Linked DNA regions of Mus musculus: regions 2 and 3 are each linked to region 1. A link is a loop called in an ENCODE intact Hi-C map of the cell type or tissue named here. Cell type or tissue: gastrocnemius. All regions are shown on one strand. Links, peaks and the distances in the headings refer to the core of each region. The heading gives the core; the rest is flanking DNA.

The links. Hi-C counts contacts between places; a loop is a spot of excess contacts. Peaks named below come from ENCODE experiments on the same cell type or tissue, not always from the same donor. Only the 100,000 strongest peaks of a DNase experiment are listed, where the experiment ranks them.
Region 2: it touches region 1 in a loop (6-fold over the local background); 2 of 42 quality-filtered maps call a loop at or near these places.
Region 3: a loop joins it to region 1, with 5 times the contacts of the local background. A loop is called at or near these places in 7 of 42 quality-filtered maps.

What each region holds. Positions count from the first base shown.
Region 1 is chr2:132,576,325-132,579,596 of GRCm38, reverse strand. Gpcpd1 (glycerophosphocholine phosphodiesterase 1) reads left to right here and starts at 1,349. Exons shown (of 20, transcript NM_028802.3): 1 at 1,349-1,529. In gastrocnemius, for the core only: a CTCF peak has its summit at 1,450; DNase peaks (open chromatin) are centred at 1,342 and 1,880; H3K4me3 peaks cover 1,838 bases; H3K27ac peaks cover 2,213 bases.
Region 2 is chr2:132,651,354-132,654,625 of GRCm38, reverse strand. It overlaps AU019990 (expressed sequence AU019990), which reads right to left. Exons shown (of 6, transcript NR_033468.1): 6 at 1,559-1,830. Among named protein-coding and RNA genes, the nearest start is that of Shld1, 34 kb to the left of the region's middle. In gastrocnemius, for the core only: no CTCF peak of the experiment used is centred there; no DNase peak of the experiment used is centred there; H3K27ac peaks cover 2,297 bases.
Region 3 is chr2:132,637,652-132,640,923 of GRCm38, reverse strand. The region is part of intron 4 of AU019990 (expressed sequence AU019990); the gene reads right to left. Among named protein-coding and RNA genes, the nearest start is that of AU019990, 41 kb to the right of the region's middle. In gastrocnemius, for the core only: no CTCF peak of the experiment used is centred there; no DNase peak of the experiment used is centred there; H3K4me3 peaks cover 329 bases; H3K27ac peaks cover 2,500 bases.

The DNA of each region.
Region 1 (3,272 bases), core at 235-2,734:
GACATTGAAGTCCCTACACTGAAATTATGGAAAGTTGTGAGCTGCCATGTGGGTGCTGGGAACCAATTCCAGGTCTTCTGCAAGAATAAGCACTCTTAACTACTGAGCTATCTTTCCCACCCAGCATATGCCTTTATTTTTAAATCCCTCTCCCCCTCGTTTATATGTTAATACGAATACATTTTTCCCCCCATTTCTCGCCTGTGATTGCTTGAATCTGCCAATGTGGAACTCAAGGATACGTTGGGTCAACCATACTTTTATTGTTGTTTTGAGACAATGTCTTGTAATGTAAGCTGTTGCTGGTCTAGTACCCATTACGCAGGCAGGCAAGCCTCCAACTCATATCAACCTTGATTTAACCTCTGAGATTCTAGGATTACAGATCTGTATCAGGTGCAGATCTTTTGATATTTTAAGAGGATTTAGGGAGGGGCATGAGTTAGATCTACCATCCCGAACCATAAATATTGCACAAATGGTAGTTTGACTAAATGATGAGATATACTAAAAACATTCAAAGGAAGTAGACTCTTGAAAAACACCACTTAAGTATGACTAACAGCAGAGAAATGAAGTCACAGCGAGCAATTAGCAGATGTAGAGCAGTGGACCTTCAATACGAAAAGGTGATTCTGCTTGATGCTCACTATCTCAATTGAAGTGAAACCCGATTACATAATGTTGTGTTAGAAGTTACCTAGTGGTTGATCTTGGGCTGATTTAGGGTTGGAGGCACACACAGAGATAGAAGAGGAGGAAGAGGAAGAGGAGAGAGGGGAGGAGGAGGAAGAAGAGGAAGGGTAGTTTTAGAAAGCAAAGAACAACTCTAGTTTGGTTTTATTTATTTATTGACTTATTTTATTTATTTGGGGTTTGTGACAGCAGGCTTCTAGAAGTCAACAGGAGTCTGGTCTCTCTCACCATGTAGATTCCAGTGGGTGAACTCAGATCTTCAAATGTGGTCAATGCCTTTATCCACTGAGCTGTTCTGAGCTCCTTGTTTTAGCTTTAAGGATTTAGTCTGTGATTGTTTCCTAAGGAATGCAGTTTCCAGAAAACATCAGGCTCCCTCAGCTCTCTTTTTTGAGACAGGATCTCACTTTATAGCCTTGGCTGGCCTCGAACTCGAGTCTACTTGCCTGGCTCAACCTCCCCAACACTGGGATTACAGGCGCACCACCTTGACCTTCAGTACCTCAGCTGACCCCAGCCAGATGGGCTAAGGCTGTCGGGCCACCTCAGGTCTCTGGGCAGCCCTTCCAGGAACACGCAGCCCGCCCCCCGGCGCGCGGCCGCCGATTGGCCAGGACCGGACCGGGCGTGACGTCAGGCCCCGCCCCGCCGCCCTTCGACCCCGCCCCGCGGGGTGGGCTGGCAGTTTAGTCTAGGGCAGCTGAAACCGGTTTGAGAGGCGGCTGTAACTGGGCTCCTTGCTTCCTCGGGCCACCTAAGGGAGCGCTGGCGAGGCGCTGACGCTCGGCTCCGTCGGCCGCGGCCCAGGCTCTCGGCGCGGCCCGGAGCGGCAGGTGAGGGGGGCCGGCGGTGCGGGCGGGCGCTCACGCGGAGGGGCGGGCGGGCGGGCGGCCTGGTGTTCCGGAGCCGCGGTGCGGCTGGAACCCCGGCTGCCACGCGCGGCTGCGGTCCCACTGAGCGGCGTGACCCAGGACAGCCACGGAAATCCCGGGCGGAGAATAGGGGAACAAAGAAAACGGCGGAGCTGGAGCCCAAGCCCTCGGTGCCTCCCTTCCTCCGCGCCCCCTCAGTCACCTCGCGCCCGCACTGGTGACTCGCGCGGTTTTGACAGCTGCTTCTTTCCCCAAAGTGCCTAGAAATTAGTGCCCGCGAAAGAAACTCCGGGTGACAGTACAGCCGGGCGGGGGGAACCCAGGGCTTTGTGTAGCTCCTCGTCCGTGCCCTCGGTGACGTTTTAGGGCTGCGGTCCCCTTGGCGTCGCCGGCTTGGAGGCAGTGGCTGCCCCGTGCTGCTTCATCTGCCGGGTCCGGCCAGAAGCCCGAGGGCTTGGAAGCCTGGAGTTTGCCGGTTTCTAGCGATTCTCTGACTCTGCAAGCAGCAAGCATGGTCGGGTCTAGAGTCCCCTCTTATACTCCTGTCCCCTGCCACTCTGGGTCTCCTGCCCACTTAACTCTGCCCTTCAAGCTGCTGCCTGCTACATTTCTAACACAATAAGGAAAAGAATAAATACAAGCTGTCAGCCTCCCCTCTCTCCCAAATTGCTCAGTGTTCTAGAAACACACAGCACAAAATAAAACTGGTAAACCCCATGCAGTGGCTTACATACTAGGGGAAATCAGTGTTCTAAACAAAATTTAAATCTGTAAAGAGAGATACAGGAAATTTGCACCCGGAGAACTGGTAAACACAAGAAAACTGAATAATATTTGGTGTGTATAAAAAGTTGGTGGGTGAGTCAACTATTTGTATATAATAAAAACGTGTAATAAATGCATATGAAAATGATATCAACACGAAATGAAAAGCATTTGTAAAAAATCCCACTGCATGTCTAAAGATGATGAGATGTTAATTTGGCTTAAGGACTGTCCAAAGGCTAATGCCTTTGCTTAATGAAAAACCCATTCTTGTCTGCATATGTTTGATTAAAATATTAGCTGAAAGTATATGGAGGTCTGAGAAATGGGGCCATAGTGATCCCCCCACTAACACGGGCAGACATCAGTGTGGTCACTTAACCTGCTTCTTAATTATAGGATATTCTGAGAATCTGCTAGAATCGAGGAGAATTAGAAACAGCTTTTTTTTTCTTTGAAAAGTTTTAAAGGAAAACACAGATGTTCTTTTTTGGCCAGAAATATGTGCTTTAGCTAAAAATACCCACTTTCAGTTCAGCTGTAAGCTAAATGTTTCTGTCCCTTTGGGGTTAGCTTAAATTTCCAGTATGTTTCTCAAGCTGATAAACCAGCTAGGTCTGAAACTAGCTAGGTCCACAGTTGAAAACATTCAGCAAAAAAGAATAAACTTTTTTGTCAGGAGGAACTGTGAAAAGTTTTGATGTCAGTAAGTTATGGTGGGTGACATTTAAAAACTCCTTGAGTCTTTTAACAAACTTCAAATGGGCCAGACACAGGCTGCAATGCACACTTTTTTTTTAAACAAAAAAACAAAAAACAAAAAAAACCAAAAAAACAGCCAGGGCGTTGAAGTGAGATCCAGCCTCAAAAATAAGTAAGCAAATTAAATTAACAGCTCAAATTTACCTAAACGTGCTGTGTAGTATATATCTTTAGGTA
Region 2 (3,272 bases), core at 517-3,016, 75 kb before region 1:
ATTGAACCTCTGGAAGAGCAGTCAGTGCTCTTAACTGCTGAGCCATGTCTCCAGCCCCGAAAACACTCTATATTTTCTTTTTCCTCATTTGACAGTGGGTAACTGCACGAAGGAATAGAAGTCTCCAAACTCAACCCTCCCTGAGCTGCCCCAGAGCAAAGCTTCATAAACTGTTCCCATGAGCCTCTTTTTGCCTGAGAAGTTTTTATAGGACCCAGGCATATAAGCATATAAAATAAATTACAAATTAAACATTTTCTGATAAAATCATGAAAAAATATTTTAAAGCAATTCTTTGGGAATTGAATGGTCTGTTATCCCAGCACTTGGAAGTCTGAGGCATATAATTGTTACCATTTATTAAGGAATAAAGCAAATGTGCATAGAAATGAGCTAGATGTTCTCAGATGTTTTACATAAAGAATTAAATTATGACAAATATCTGCTGCTACAAGACACAGCATCTTCAATGTTCTTCGAAGTAGATCAATTCTTTGTTTTTATAATTACCAACAGAGAGTACTTCAATTAAATAAATAGAGCAACATGGCAGAAGTATGTTTAGAACCATTTCAGAGTGTCTCAGTTAGAGTTTTACTGCTGTGACCAAGGTAGCTCTTATAAGGACAACATTTAATTGCGGCTGGCTTACAGGTTCAGAGGTTCAGTCCATTGTCATCAAGGTGGGAACATGGCAGCATCCAGGCAGGCATGGTACAGACAGAGCTGAGAGTTCTACATCTTCATCTGAAGGTTGCTAGCAGAATACTGACTTCCAGGCAGCTAGGATGAGGGTCTTAAAGCCCACATCCACAGTGACACACCTACTCCAACCTCTTAATAGTTTCATTCCCTGGGGTGAGCATATACAAACCATCACACAGAGATTGTTGGAAATTCTTTTTAATTTTTCAGTTATCTGTAAGGGGGCCTGGGAGGTGGCTCAGGAGTTGAGAGCACTTGCTGTAATTCCAGAGGACTTGAGTTTGGTTCCAACACCCATGTCAGGCAACTGACAACTGCCTGTAACTCCAGCTCTAGGGAGGCTGACACCGTATTCTGGACTCATGTGGCACCCACATACAGTGGCACATGTTCACACACACACACACACACACACACACACACACACACAGAGAGAGAGAGAGAGAGAGAGAGAGATATCTTTGAAACAAAGCTTTTTAAAAATTATTTTAAATTTTATTATTAGTATGTGCCTGCGTGTGTGTGTGTGTGTGTGTGTGTGTGTGTGTGTGTGTGCACAGCATGTTTGTGGAGGTCAGAGGACAGCTGCTGAGAGTGTACCCTCTCCTGCCATGTGGGGTCTGAGGACTGAGTTAGGGCTTACAGCTTACGCCATCTCTCCAGCCTGCCTGGAAATTCTGTCCTAAAACCAAAGTAAGATTCTTTTCTTGGTCCTTTTCTCCAGTTTTCTGGACTCAGGGTCTCCTGTGGAGCCCCAACTGGGCTTGAACTCGTGAGGATCCCCCTGCCTCTGTCTACCGAATGCAGAAATTAGAATCACGGGCCACCACACCAGGCTTTACTCTGTGATTGCTTTTTAATGACACTTGAGTGAGTCACTCAAATGGCAATTTTTAAAATCAAGCACTTGACACAATATAATCCAAACGTATACTAATTTAATGCCAAGGAGTATCAGTAGGAAAATATTAAGTGTCTTTGTTTTCTGTACTTAAACTGCTGTGTTTCTATAACAGTAAAAACCAAAAGCACGGCAGTCCACAACGCACACAGGCCTGGAGTCTGAGCAGGCGTGTTTGCGACAGTTCTCCTTGCTCGTTGACCTTGCATCCGGGAACTCACACACTGTAATCAGAACCAAGGCTAGGTTAAAACTGCATGGCGCTGTGCAGCAAGAGTGAGCTCTGGCAGAAACAGCTTAGATTTATGAGGCATTTGACTTTGAATTAAATTTTAATTCTAGGGGTTCAGTAACCTTTTACTGCTTCCAGATTTTTTCTGTGCCCTCTCTCGCATTCAGTAGCATAACCCGATATGGGGTGTTGATCCACAGTTTAAGAAACCGAGCTCTAGACAGCCCTAGGGCCATCCCCCTCCCCGGCCCCCCTCCCATTCATCCTTTTGATGCTGATCTGAGGCGATGCATGGCCTACAGTCTTCTAATGTTACTGCCACATGTTTTTCTTTTACAAATTCTAACACGGATTTAGGGGCTCCAGAGAAACTACAGCATGCAAGGAGGCCAGAAGGCCTTTTGTTCAGCAAAAAGTCCCATGTCAGCCCCTTTTCTCTCTACCCTTCCTTGCTTCCTTCCTTCCTTCCTTCCTTCCTTCCTTCCTTCCTTCCTTCCTTCCTTCCTTCTTTCCTTCCTTCCTTTTTTCCTTCCTTCCTTCCTTCCTCTCTTTTGTAATACTCAAGCAAGATTTTGGTTCCCTTTCCTATATAAATTCTTTAAATGTTTTTTTATGCTGAAAAAAAAAAATCTAATCTAAATTCTTTGATCAAGGTTAAGTCAATTCTTTTTCAGTTAACTTACAGAGACCCACCAACCTCTGCCTCCTGAGTGCTGGAATTAAAGTTCCGTACCACCACACTAAATGCAAAACAAATTTTTAAGTTAAAAAAAATTTTTTTTAGTTACAATAAATTAATTTTTACTCATTTTTTTTGACATCAAGGAAGTTAGAAGGTTGTCAAATATTTCCAATCCATTAGATATGGCGGTAGTTGGGTTATGTTCATAGATTTTTTTTTTTCCCAAGATAGGGTTTCTCTGTATAGCCCTAGCTGTCCTGGAACTCACTCTGTAGACCAGGCTGGCTTCGAACTCAGAAATCCACCTGCCTCTGCCTCCTGAGTGCTGTGATTAAAGGTGTGTACCACCACGCCTGGCTTATGTTCTTAGATTAAAAAAAAAATTATTTATTCTCTCATATATTACATCCTGATAGCAGTTTTTCCTCTTTCCTCTCCTGCCAGTCCCCCTCATCCCATCCTCCTTGTTTTCCTTCAGAAAAAGGGGTGGATGCCTCCCTTGGATATCAACCAAATTGGCATGCCAAGTCCCAGTAAGACTAGGCACCTCCCCTCACATTAAGCCTGGATGCGGCATCTCAGGAGGAAAAGGATCCCGAAAGCAGGCAAAAAGGTCAGAGACAGCCCCTGTTCCCATTGTTAGGAGTCCCACAAGAAGACCAAGCTACACAACTATAACAAATATGCAGAGGACCTAGGTCACACCCATGCAGGCTCCCTGGTTGTCAGTTCAGTCTTTGTGAGCTCCCATG
Region 3 (3,272 bases), core at 517-3,016, 61 kb before region 1:
TGTAAGAGAGAAAGGTTACAGTGCGGGCAGGGTACCTTGCTCTGGGTCTTAGGACCCAGACACTCAACTCCAGCTCCTAGGAGGTTCAAACCCAAGGTGAGGGAGCTGTGTGAACTTCCTGGAGCAGCCGTGTCTAAGGACTCTTTACCTCAGTCTAGGACAGCTCTGAGGGACTTCCCTGATCTCCTCATAGTATTAGAGGCGGTATTATGAAGGCACCACAGCCTGGCTTCCTTGCATGGCCAGTTCTCTCCTCCAAGATGCTATTCTCAGATAGATACTATTCTCAAGATACTCCTCAGCTTCCTGTGGCATTTCTTCATCTCAAGACATCTTCCTCAACTCCTGGAAAGGGTCCTCCCAGAATGCTGAAGAGGTCTGGGTCTCATTCCAACTCTCCCCAGCCCCAGTACAGGAAAGAAGACTTCATAAGAAAATGGGCACATGTTACCCTGCAAGAGGTACCCAGCAACATGCTGGATAGTCTTAGGTCAACTTGACACACACACTGGAGTTATCTGGAGGGAGGGAACTTCAATTGAAATGATGACTAAAAGCCGGACGTGGTGGCGCATGCCTTTAATCCCAGCAGAGGCAGGCAGATTTCTGAGTTTGAGGCCAGCCTGGTCTACAAAGTAAGTTCCAGGACAGCCAGGGCTGTCCAGAGAAACCTGCCTCGAAAAACCGGAAAAAAAAAAAAAAAAAGACTAAGATCCAGCAGTAAGGAATTTTCTTTATTAGTGACTGGTGGGGGAGGGCCCATCCCACCATCCCATTGTGGGTGGTGCCATCTCTGGGCTGGTGGTTCTGGATTCTATCAAAAAGCAGGCTGAGCAAGCCAGGGGGAAGCAAACTAGTAAGCAGCTGTCCTCTGTGGCCTCTGCATCAGCTCCTGCCTCCAGGTTCCTGCCCTGTTTGAGCCCCGTCCTGATTTCTGTGGATGATGAACACTGATGTGGACATATAAGCAGAATAGACCCTTTCCTCCCAACACTGCTTTTTTGGTCATGGTGTTTCATTGCAGTAATAGAAACCCTAACGAGGACAATCTCTGACCCATCCCAGGGAGATATTAAAATTCTTCCCAAATGCTACACCATTACTTTTGCTATCTTTAGAACACAGGTACAATAATATCCCCGTTAGCCAATAAAGAATATATAACTTCTCCCCCAAAGTCACCAGGCATTTGTTGGGTCTACAGGAGGGTCCCAATAACCTTCTCTGGTTTTGTGGCTGCTGTCTGCTGCGGCAGCTTACAGCGAAGTGTTTTTAGAGTACACCGTCCTCATGTTTCCCTTGGCACCTAAATGAATTCCCAGGGTTATTTCCAGAACTCAGATAAACAAACAGGACCTCAGCCTGAACTAAAAGAGAGATAACCTCAAACAACCTTTCCCTGCCCTTAGGTACGGAGACCTTTTAGCACGTGCCTCAGAAGGGTGGTTCTTACTCCTCCAACAGATCCTGCTGTGGGGCCTCATAATCAGCCAATAGCAATGTTTAGAAGCAGCCTTTCGTGGAATTGTCTCAGAAGACATGATTAATCGAAGGCAGTTTTTGTGGCAGGTCACCAACCAACCCAAAGGACTCTCGCAGGTCAGAAGAGATGTGTACAACCGAGCTGCTCTGGTGTGATGTTGTGGTTTCACCTGACATGCTGGAACCGCTAACTCCACAAGATGTGGGCAGCAAGCACGATAGGATTTCATTTCTCCCTAAGGCAACCCTAAGGGAAGGATATGGATGCAGGTAGACTATTGGATAGGTAATGCTAGGAAGTTGAAATCATAGGCAGGAAGAATAAAGCAGAGAGAGGAGAACAGCTAAGACAGTGCGTGGTGGTTTGAATAGGAATGTCCTCATAGACTCACGTTCCTCTGCTTGGCCCTTAGGGAGTGGCACTATTAAGAGGTGTGGCCTTGTTAGAAGAAGTGTCTCACTGGGGGATAGGCTGAAAGGTCCCCTATGCTCAAGCTGTGCCCAGTGTGGCACAGTCTCCTTCAGCTGCCTTTAGATCAAGATGTAGAACTCTCAGCTCCTTCTCTATCACCACGTCTGCCAACATGCTGCATGCTCCCCACCATGATGATAATGGACTAAACCTTTGAAACTGTAAGCCAGCCCCAGTTGAATGTTTTCCTGTATAACAATTGCTGTGGTCATGGGATCTCTTCACAGCAATAAAAACACAAGGTTGGTTCATAGGTAACCACTGAGGGCAACTGAGACTCAGGGACCTTGGAGGGAACCACAGAGAACCCTCAGAAGCTCTGCTACAGGCTGGAGCCTGCCATGCCTAACCATGGGTCTCACTCTCTGTCAGATGAGCACTGCTCCTGGGCGTGTTAACTCCATGTACTTTCATGTACCCGAATCTGGCTGAGTGACCTTTTACTGCCTAAGAGAGAGCGGAGGTGTTTCCAGGTTAGCTTGAAAACAGAAAACTGGCAAAGTTCATGGAACTGTCTCTCCAAAGTGCCCTGAAGCAGGTGGATGACACTATATGGCAAAACACCCCATAGGCATCTGCTACAGATGCATAATAAAAATATGAGTGAACACGGGGTATGCTGCACACTTGTAATCCCGGAACTCAGGAAGCAGGGTCGGAGGATTACTGAGAGAAGAAGCCCGTGTGACCTATATAGGGAGTTCCAGGCCAACCAAGCTATACGGTGATACTCTGTCCAAAACCCTCAAACAAAACCGAAATATAAATAAAGCGCATCAAGATAAGGGCATGCAGGTTACAGAGGGAGGCACTGACCTTTCCTATGCCAACTTTCCTTTGGCAAACAGTGCTTTTTTCTCTCTCTCACGGCCACTAACAATAGCCCCTCACAGATATCCATGTCACAGCCCTGGACCCTGGTAGGACATAGGATTACGTGGCAGAAGTGAATTAGGTTGCTAATCAGCTTGGAGATTGGGGGTTATCCTAGATTATCCAGCGTGCCTAAAGAAATCATGAGGGGAAAGCGAGACTGAGGTAATGTACCAGCAAACAGTTCCACGGCTCTGCTAAGTGTAGGAGGCTGGGAAACATAGCCTGCCAACTTCCCTTTGCCCCTTCAGGAGAAGGAAGAGGTTCCATGAACAAGGAAACAGACCATACCACATGAATTTGGCCACAAAGCCCTTCCCTTTGTGAGATTTATAATTTTACAACCATGCCAGCAGGTTTTCTGTAGACGCAATCATTTCTTTAAAACAGATCTATTGGATGGAACACAGGGCCCCTAAAGAAGGAGCTAGAGAAAATACTCAAC